2 separate regions of the Homo sapiens genome follow, and region 2 is linked to region 1. A link is an interaction called in ENCODE POLR2A ChIA-PET data of the cell type or tissue named here. Cell type or tissue: A673. All regions are shown on one strand. Links, peaks and the distances in the headings refer to the core of each region. The heading gives the core; the rest is flanking DNA.

What was found. Peaks named below come from ENCODE experiments on the same cell type or tissue, not always from the same donor. Only the 100,000 strongest peaks of a DNase experiment are listed, where the experiment ranks them.
Region 2: POLR2A ChIA-PET joins it to region 1 with 6 read pairs; 4 of 35 experiments call an interaction of 5 or more read pairs at or near these places.

What each region holds. Positions count from the first base shown.
Region 1 is chr12:111,634,788-111,640,166 of GRCh38, forward strand. No RefSeq gene overlaps it. Among named protein-coding and RNA genes, the nearest start is that of ATXN2-AS, 38 kb to the left of the region's middle. RefSeq lists an enhancer at 632-1,235. In A673, for the core only: no CTCF peak of the experiment used is centred there; DNase peaks (open chromatin) are centred at 1,764 and 2,184; H3K27ac peaks cover 2,535 bases.
Region 2 is chr12:111,464,863-111,470,241 of GRCh38, forward strand. It overlaps ATXN2 (ataxin 2), which reads right to left. Exons shown (of 25, transcript NM_001372574.1): 20 at 5,246-5,378. Among named protein-coding and RNA genes, the nearest start is that of SH2B3, 62 kb to the left of the region's middle. In A673, for the core only: no CTCF peak of the experiment used is centred there; no DNase peak of the experiment used is centred there.

The sequences.
Region 1 (5,379 bases), core at 304-5,303:
AGGAGGCTGAGGCAGGAGGATCACTTGAGCCCAGGAGTTTGAGACTGCAGTGAGCTATGATCGCGTCACTGCACTCCAGCCTGGGCGACAGAGACCTTGTTTATTAAAAAAAAAAAAAAGAAAAGAAAAGAAAAAGGGCCGGGCACAGTGGCTTATGTGTATAATCTCAGCATTTTGGGAGGCTGAGGTGGGAGGACCACTTGAGCCCAGGAGTTCCAGATCAGCCTGGGCAACATAGGAGACCCCCAAAATAAGAAAAAGTTAGCTGGGCATAGTGGCACGCTCCTGTGGTCCCAGCTACTCAGGAGGCTGAGGTGGGAGGATCGTTTAAGTCCAGGGAGGTTGAGGCTGCCATGAGCCATGATCACACCACTGCACTCTAGCCTGGGCAAGAGTGAGACCCTGTCTCTAAAAAAAAAAAAAAAAAGAAGAGAGTGAGAGGGCTGGGCACAGTGGCTCACGCCTGTAATCCCAGCACTTTGGGAGGCAAAGACAGGTGGATCACCTGAGGTCAGGAGTTTGAGACCAGCCTGACCAACATGGATGGAGAAACCCTGCCTCTATGAAAAATAAAATAAAATAATTAGCTGGGCCTGGTGGCAGGTGCCTGTAATTCCAGCTACTCAGGAGGCTGAGGCAGGAGAACTGCGTGAACCCAGGAGGCAGAGGTTGCAGTGAGCTGAGATCCCGCCATAGCACTCCAGCCTGAGTGACAAGAGCAAAACTCTGTTGCAAAAAAAGAAAAAGAGAGAGAGAATGGCCTTTATCACTTACCAGCTATGTGACCTCAGTCAGTGCTGGTCGAGTCCCATCCTGTTTCCACTGCGCCCTAGTTTCTTGCTGTGTAAAATGGGTTCACCGTAGGACCTGACAGGATTGTTGTGAGGACTGGATGAAACATACAAGGCAAGTGCTCAGCACAATGACTGGGCGGTAGGTTGTGTGAGCTAGCAGTGTAATCAAACACATCAAAACCGCAGGACAGGGCTTACTTCCATTTTTCATTCTCAGCAAGTGCAAAGGGGCTATCTCGGCTCTACGTCCTACTAAAATCCAACACAGGTTTGGGGTCTCTAGATTACCGCTCTGGCTTGCCTGATTAGGACAACCAGTGCTGGAAAAGAGGCCCCTCATAGGGATGTCCTGCTGGGATTTTCCTAGTCCACTTGGGTTCACACACGCTAACGGTAATCCAGTGAGGCTCATTAGCATCCCTTACCTCCCTTCCCACGAGAATGTTATGTCAGAAGGTGAAAAGGAAACTTTTTAAAGAGTTAACCAAAAAGGCAGCCCTCTCCTGTGGGCCATAACGGAGCTAACCGAGAAGGAGGAAGGGATGGTGTGGATGATTTCTTGGGGGGACTGTTCTGTTTTTGAAAGCGGTGGAGCATTCTGATTGACAATGGTGAGGGGCAGAGGGGCCGCAGTGAGAAGAAAAGGACAGGAGTGAGCCGTAGCATTACTCTAGCCAAACAGAGCCAGGAATCTCGCCAACGAGAAAGTGCAGGATTGGCAGCAACCGAGAGATCCCGCATGGACTTTTAGGAAAGATTCTAGGCCACAGCACGGGGCCTCCTCCGTCTCAGCCAGGATAATTCTGGCATCAGCCCCCGGCCCAGGCGTGTTCCCACATAATTGAAGTCGAATGTGCTGGGGGAGAGGCCTCCGCATTCCTCCTGGCTGTGGAATCCTCAGTGCCCTGCAGTTGGCCCTGTTTGGGATCAAAGCCAGTTCGTGTTGATTTTCCGCAGCATGGAAACAAATGCGACGAAGCTGTTTTCCTGAGGCAGGCATTTTGAAAAGAGGATCTTAATTTTTTTCCCCAAGGACAGGTGGGGTGGGGAGGTGGGGGAGTGCCACGTGGCTCCTCTCTTGCTGTCCCTTTTGCAAACAGTTGGGCTCATAGTGTCTGCATGAGCAGAAACTGATCAGTTAGAATATGAGTGAATACAGCTACAGCTAAGGTTGCTTCTATCACAAAAGATAATTCCTAAAAAATGCTGCCGGAAGACCCTCTGGCTGCGTGTGATAAGTCACAATTTGGTTGCTCTCTGTTGGAGTGTTTCCAAGATAGCAACTCTCCTTTTTCCTCCTAAAATTTTCTGCTTACATGTCTTAACTTCTAGGTCTTTCTCTGTAATCTGTTGTGCCTGTAAAATTAATTCCTGTCCCTTCTTTTTAGTTAGCACTGAAGCCTTTTAGTGCTAAGCATTATGCTAATGATGTAAACTGATACAGGCGAGTTTCTTAAGTTGTGGAAACATCTTTATTTATTTATTTTTTTTAGACAGAGTCTCGCTCAGCCGCCCAGGCTGGAGTGCAGTGGCGTGATCTCGGCTCACTGCAACCACCGTCTCTCTGGTTCAAGTGATTTTCCCGTCTCAGCCTCCTGAGTAGCTGGGATTACAGGCACCTGACATCATGCCCGGCTAATTTTTTGTATTTTAGTAGAGACAGGGTTTTGCCATGTTGGCCAGGCTGGTCTCAAACTCCTGACCTCAGGTGATCCGCCCGCCTCAGCCTCACAAAGTGCTGGGATTACAGGCATGAGCCACCGCACCCGGCCGGAAACATCTCATTCTTTTACAGGGGACTTGAGTTCTCCCAGTTCTCTAGGGAAAACCTGAACTTTTGCCTATTGGGCCATAATCAAGGGATTGAGAATTAGAACCAGGAGTTGATATAGCTGGGAGAGCAGTGGTGCGATCATAGCTCACTGCAAGCTCGAACTCCTGGGCTCCAGAGATCCTCCTGCCTTAGCCTCCTGAGTAGCTGGGACTACAGGCATGCGCCACCCCTGGCTAATTGTTTTTAATTTTTAGTAGAGACAAGGTCTATGTTGCCCAGGCTGGTCTTGAACTCCCAGCCTCAAGCGATCCTCTTATCTCGGCCTCCCAGAGTGTTGGGATGACAGGTGTGAGCCACAGCACCTAGCCTGGGCTCTTCCTTTTTAAATTAGGAAACACATGTACCAGGAAATCTGGTCTGGAACCTGCTGCTTCTTCTGGGCAAAAAAAATGGCAGAAGACATCCTCACAGAGGCCAAGTTGGAACTGTTTTTCCTATTTGGCATTTATGCTTAGTGCTGTAGATTTACTTTTACTTTTTTTTTTTTTTTTTTTTTTTGAGATGGAGTTTCACTCTTGTTGCCCAGGCTGGAGTGCAATGGCGCGATCTCTGGCTCACCACAACATCTGCCTCCTGGGTTCAAGCGGTTCTCCTGCCTCAGCCTCACGAGTAGCTGGGATTACAGGCATGTGCCACCATGCCCAGCTAATTTTGTATTTTTAGTAGAGATGGGGTTTCTCCATGTTGGTCAGGGTGGTCTCAAACTCCCAACCTCAGGTGATCCTCCTGCCTCGGTCTCCCAAAATGCTGGGATTACAGTCGTGAGACACCATGCCTGGCCTGCTTTTATCTTTTGAAAATACAACACCCAGGCTGGGCGTGGTGGCTCATGCTTGTAATCCCAGCACTTTGGGAGGCCAAGGTGGGTGGATCACTTGAGGTCAGGAGTTCGAGACCAGCCTGGCCAACATAATGAAACCCCGTCTCTACTGAAAACACAAAAATTAGCTAGGTGTGATGGTGGGGACCTGTAATCCCAGCTACTTGGGAGGCTGAGGCAGGAGAATCGCTTGAACCCAGGAGGCGGAGGTTGCAATGAGCCGAGATCCAGCCACTGCACTGCACTCCAGCCTGGGTGACAGGGCAAGACTTGGTCTCAAAAAAAAACCAAAACAAACAAACAAACAAAACACCCAGATTTATCCTGAGTGCTGTACACGTTCACGTTCTGGGATCTTGCATGTAATTTCACTCTTGGACTTCCCCTCCTGGACAAACCTCCCTGCATTTGTTTCAAGGCCATCTTGAGCTGGATCGGAAAGGAGTCTTGGGTCAGGGGATTTAGAAAAAGGTCTGAAAAGAAACAAAGCTGCTTCAGTTCACTTAGTAAGTGTGGTAATTAGCCTTAGAGTAACAAATGTTATCTGCACCAGTGCAGCTCCGTGCCAAGTACCAAAACCACATTTTCCAGATGATTCCAGTGAGTTTTTCACTCGAAGCAATTCAACATTAGGCCCTAAAGACGGCAATCATCTTGTACAAAACAAGATTGTTCATTTCTTCCTTTCATGCAGCAAGAATGCAAAATCCAGATTAAGAACCAACTGCAGAACCCCTTTCTTTCATGTCCTCCTAAGCTTCCAGAATTATAGGGAGAGACTACTCAATGTTCATGAAAAGCATACTAGCTACAATAATTCTGAAATTGTTTTGGCTTCTGGAAGTACAAGTTTCCAAATTAATGTCTGATAGACCCTATGGTCGTAAATGTCTGTGAACATGTGAGTTTCAGGAATACAAGGTAAAGAAAGGTTATCACTAAAACATGAAAAGATGGCCAGGCGTGGTGGCTCACGCCTGTAATCCTAGCACTTTGGGAGGCCGAAGCAGGCAGATCACTTGAGGTCAAGAGTTTGAGACCAGCCTGGCCAACAGGGCAAAACCCCATCTCTACTAAAAATACAAAAATTAGCCGGGCATGTAGTATGCACCTATAATCTCAGCTACTCAGGAGGCTGAGACACGAGAATCACTTGAACCCAGGAGGCAGAGGTTGCAGTGAGCTGAGATGGTGCCACTGCACTCCAGCCTGGGGGACAGAGCGAGACTCCATCTCAAAAAAAGAAAGAAAGAAAGAAAGAAGTTGTTGATTATGGCAATTAATCAGGATAAAGAGGCCAGCCCCCACTCCAGTAAAAATTAAAAGCCTTATGTAACTTCCCTGAAGTTCACTAATACCCAAATGCAAATAATGCTTTTCACTTGCTCCAGGGAGACTACAGAACAGGGTTTGGGGGAGGCCAGTGGGTGAGGGTGGGAGGTGCAAAATCAACTTCACCTTGCAGAGGAGAAGCAGACACTTGGCCTTGGCTCTAGGATAAAACTTGGGGTTCCTAAAGGACAGGCTTTTCTCCCTCTTACTGCTTCACTCTTTACTGTCAAAGCTATATCTGGGCCAGGCGCAGTGGCTCACACCTGTAATCCCAGCACTTTGGGAGGCCGAGGCAGGCAGATCACTAGAGGCCAAGAGTTTGAGACCAGCCCGGCCAACATGGCAAAAGCCCATCTCTACCAAAATACAAAATACAAAAAATACAAAAAATGGCTGAGCACAGTGGCTCATGCCTATAATCCCAGTACTTTGGGAGGCCGAGTAGGTGGATCACTTGAGGTCAGGAGTTCGAGACCAACCTGGCCAACACGGCAAAACCCCATCTCTACAAAAAATACAAAAATTAGCCAGGCATGGTGGTGTGTGCCTGTAATCCCAGCTACTTGGGATGCTGAGGCATGAGGATTGCTTGAACCCAG
Region 2 (5,379 bases), core at 84-5,083, 170 kb before region 1:
CAGAATTTTAAAAGAAAGGACTAAACCGGAAGACACTGTTCTTCTGTACTTAGGTGTCAAGTTGTCATGCTGACTTGCTTAAAAGTAAAAGGAATAAAATCATTATCTAATAAAAACACCAACATGGCATTCTACTGAACAACCTTGATATAAATCATGTACCAAAATAAAACTATTTTACAAGTTTAATTCAATAGACACACAATTTTGCAAAAACATTACTAATGGAAATGTCATTATCCTGAAAGATTATCTAGTAATGGATCCAAAAATTTAGGATCATAGCAAGAATATAAACATGAATATTATTTCTTATTAAAACATGTCTACATAAAGGGGTAGGGTATTTGAGTGTATTTAAATACACCTGGAAGGATACACATCAAAATGTTAAAAGGCAGTTGTCAGGTGGAGGGATTATGGATGCTTTTCATTTTTTTTTTTTTTAACTTAACTATATTTTCTTACTTATCTGCATTAAACTACCAAAAACAAATCAAAAAAGGATTCTGGATCTAATTCTTCCTAATGGCTCTAGTTAGTCGGAAAAGTTGTATTATTACTGTTTCTGAAAGGTAAAAGCATCACCATAAAACAAAATTAGATGGATTAGAAGAGTAGATGTGAGGCTGGGCGTGGTGGCTCACATCTGTAATCCCAGCACTTTGGGAGGCCTAGGCAGACAAATCACAAGGTCAGAAGTTCGAGATCAGCCTGGCCAAGACGGTGAAACCCCGTCTCTACTAAAAATACAAAAATTGGCCGGTCGTGGTGGCGCACACCTGTAGTCCCACCTACTCGGGAGGCTGAGGCAGAAAAACCGCTTGAACCTGGGAGGCAGATGTTGCAGTGAGCTGAGATCGCACCGCTGCACTTCAGAATGGGTGACAGAGTGAGACTACCTCAAAAAAAAAAAAAAAAAAAAAAAAAGAGTAGATGTGAGAGGAAAAAAAATTAAAGTAACTTCTTAGAAGGGATGGGGTAGAGGCAATGATGGAAGTTAGATTAAGAGACATCAAAGAGGCCGGGGCAGTGGCTCACGCCTGTAATCCCAGCACTTTGGGAGGCTGAGGTGGGTGGATCACCTGAGGTCGGGAATTCAAGACCAGCCTGACCAACATGGTGAAACCCTGTCTCTACTAAAAACACAAAAATTAGCCAGGTGTGGTGGCGGGCACCTGTAGTCCCAGCTACTCAGGAGGCTGAGGCAGGAGAACTGCTTGAACCCAGGAGGCGGAGTTTGCAGGGAGCTGAGATCGCGCCACTGCACTCCAGCCTGGGTGGCAGAGGGAGACTCCTTCTCAAAAATTAAAAAAAAAATAAAAAATAAATAAAAAATAAAAAAAAAAAAAGAGGCTGGGCACAGTGGCTCACGCCTGTAATCCCAGCACTTTGGGAGGCTGAGGCAGGCGGATCACGAGGTCAGGAGATCAAGACCATCCTGGCTAACACAGTGAAACCCCATCTCTACTAAACAAAATACAAAAAATTAGCCGGGCATGGTGGCGGGCGCCTGTAGTCCTAGCTACTCGGGAGGCTGAGGTAGGAGAATGGCGTGAACGCAGGAGGCGGAGCGTGCAGTGAGCTGAGATCACGCCACTGCACTCCAGCCTGGGCGACAGGGAGAGACTCCATCTCAAAAAAAGAGACATCAAAGAGATAAGGTTTTTGACAAAAGCCCTTTCTAAGATAGCTAGAAAGAGGTCAAGGTCAATACTTTTTTAGAATAAAATAATTATCCTATTTTATCATTTAACTGTTCAGTAATGTTAGCATATGTGTATTAAACATACTAAAAATTTAAAAACAATAATCAGGATTTCATTTTGCAGTCATTAGTGGTCCTATGTTTTCAATGCCTTTGGCTATGGCTATAACAATTAATGAATGAGAAAAGGTGACATAAAATTGTCACCAACATCTGGGTGCATGTTCTTCTGTTTGCATTAAATGTTTTAAAAACCTAGATATGATGTAGCTTAAAAAGAAAAGCACAATTCATACTCAAAGTATTTGGTTCCTTTGAGAAAATTTATGACAATATATTTAATATATTTATAAAATATAAATTGTTCAGGGAAGATGAGTATAAAATTAACACTTCTATGTAAGTTTGTTGTAGTTTATAAGAATGTACTTCAAATTTTGTTTATATTTGATATAATAAGGCTTTGAAAGTCTAATAATTCAAATAAATCACTGCAGATTTAATGAAGAACATGCTTAAGCAGATTAAATTATGGCTTATGATGGCATAGAACAAAACAATTCTTTCTTATGTTTTCTTTTTTTTAAATAGAGACAGGGTCTTGCTCTGTCACCCAGGCTGGATTACAGTGGTGCCATGATAGCTCACTGTAGCCTCAAAGTCCTGGACTCAAGTGATCCTCCCATCTCAGCTTCCTGTGTAGGTGGGACTACAGGCATGTGCCACCATGACTGGGCTTTTTTTTTTTTTTTTTTTTTTTTTTTTTGGTAGAGATGGGATCTCGCCATCTTGCCTAGACTGGTCTTGAACACCTGGGCTAAGCGATCCTCCACTTCAGCCTCCCCAAGTTCTTGGATTACAGGTGTCAGCCACCATGCCCAGCTCCTAGTGTCCTTTTTAGGGTCTTAAGCACCACAAAGGGAATCTTGATTAACTAGTGACAATCACAACAAGTCCACAGCCTTGCTCCTAGCCTGCCTCCATACAGACAGCAATTAAATACCACCTGTGTAAACTGCAGGAGAGTAGTTCAGATTTGGCTGAGTAACTTTTTCCTGGCATGAAAGAACCGGCTCTAATGACTAGTTCATTCCAGATTTCACTGGACATTAGATCTAGTGCTTTGTTTTGTTTGCAACATTTCCTATTTGCCCACACATAAATGGACTTTGGGGTCTAAGGCCCCACTGCTCTTCAAATGGACATGTTCTAGGAAGTAGTTATGAAAATCATCTGTACCTCAAACACAGTATTTACCCTATAGGCTGTTTCAAAACCAATGAACATTCATCCAAAAGATGAAGCCAGATGTTGGCAGTGAATGAACACAATGAGGAGAAAGATTCGGCTCAACATTACAGTATTATTGCTACAATGTCTCAAAAGCATGCATACACAAATAACTACTCTCCAAATGCAATGGAAATTTTAGCTTAAAAGTTTCAGATCTGATTCCAAGGGGAGTATGCCAGAAAATGGAAGGAAAGAGATGTTCTTTCCACTTGTTAAATCATGATGTATTCACCAGAAATGTATAAACAATCATAATGAACTTTTAACCTAAGCCTTTAGCAAACAGGAAAATTGTTAAAATATATACAAGTTGCATAAAAGCCAGCATGATAAATCAATCGTGCCTTTGCACGCATATTCAGTCCCCGTTAAGACAACTAAAGACAAGTCAAATGACGGGGTCATAACCAAAATAATAAACCAAGTTAGTTTGTCAGTATCTTTTACAATTAAATTACGGATGGGCCTCTTGAAAAAAATGTTTTCCAAAATGTAGCAATCACACAATTTTTTATTTAAAATGCGTAATCCACAATACAAAATTGAAAGTGATAATGTGGAAAATTAAGACTGGACTTAACTGTTTTATAAAACTAAACACCTTTGATCATATACAAATTCCTATCAGCAGTGAGCCTTTGTGGCAGACAAGAACCTCCAGGAAGAAAGCATAAGCTGTGGGTTACAGGTGACAGGAAGGATGATTGCTGCTGCCCAAGTCCTATTCTCATTAACCTACGGAATGTTAAAACTTTTATTCTTCAAAAAGGACAGAGGTGGTATGAAAAGTAGTAATGTCTCAAGAAGAAGGTTTGCCAGAAATCTGTAAATTCTTTTTTTTTTTTTTTTTTTTTGGAGATGGAGTCTCACTCTGTCGCTCAGGCTAGAGTGTAGTGGCGCGATCTCGGCTCACTGCAACCTCTGCCTCCCGGGTTCAAGCAATTCTGTTGCCTCAGCCTCCGAAGTAGCCGGGACTACAGGCACATGCCACCACACCCGGCCAATTTTTTGGATTTTTAGTAGAGATGGGGTTTCACCATGTTGGCCAGGCTGGTCTCGATCTCCTGACCTCATGATCCGCCAGCCTTGGCCTCCCAAAGTGCTGGGATTACAGGCGTGAGCCACTGCGCCCAGCCTATAAATTCTTAAATAACTCAATTTTGCCTAAACATACTCGTTCAGGACATCTAAACTTAAAAAATAAAAATTTTATATTCTTAGTATTTCAAAAAGTTCAAAGAGGCTTTAAAAATGAAATGCCCATGTAGTTACATGTAACCATAATCTCATTCTCATAGCAGTACACTTTTCAACTGTATGAATAAACCAAAATTATCCCCTACTCCAAACAACCAAAAACGCAAATAGGAAAACTAAACGACACTACGGTAGTTCTCAGAAATATTCAGAACAAAACATCTTAATGAAATCAGTACTATTTAAAAACATATTCTGAAAAACATTTGAAGCAATCCATTAATTCTGTATCATAAGATATACAAATGGACATTTTATTTTAAATTATCAACAGTGAAAAATCTATTATTTTGGTACTTTAGACAGCTGCTAAGTTGATCTACACAAATTTCTCTGTTTAGTCACAAAACGAAGATGGGTTTTTTTGCTTATTATTCTCACATATAAATACTGCTTAGTTTTACATAAAATACTTCTCATTTTCATTTCAGCATTCTGTTCACATTGGTTATATTTAAAGTGTGACTCATGTCTAAAATATATCTAATATGACATAATATTCAACCATTAAAATACAGCATGATGTAGAAACATAGTATTATCATTATAACAAACAGCAAAAAAAATATGTAATGCCAGTGACCCTCAGATCAAGTAGTGAAGCAAAATGTTTTCATGCTGGAGAACACCTTTATGCTTTTATTATTATAAAATTCTCTTGCATGTCGTAGGCAGGATATACCAAAGCATAATATTGATGAGGAAGAGGAGAAAGGTACCTTTCTCCACAAAGATGCTTTGCCATTATATACATCATTACATTTTAGTTAAAGCAGGAAAGAGATCTGAAGACCAGGTACAGAAGTAGAAACTATTTGCCAAAAGTTATAAAGCAAGTCAGGCAAAGAAATGGGTTCATCTTTTCCTTCAGATTCTTGACCCTCAATGTCATAAAAGGTCAGGTTATTCTTAGATAGAGTATGTTTTCAGAAACTTAAATTAAGAAGAGTCACACACACTGGAAGAGACAAACAAAGTGCTTCCTACCATACATCGCATGCGTCTGCTCATGAGCCCCGTACTGAGTTGCTGAAGAAGATACTAAACCAGGCTGGGCGTGTGTTGGTGGTGCCATCATTCTAGCATTACCCTGTATTACAGGACTATAGACATGAGGATGC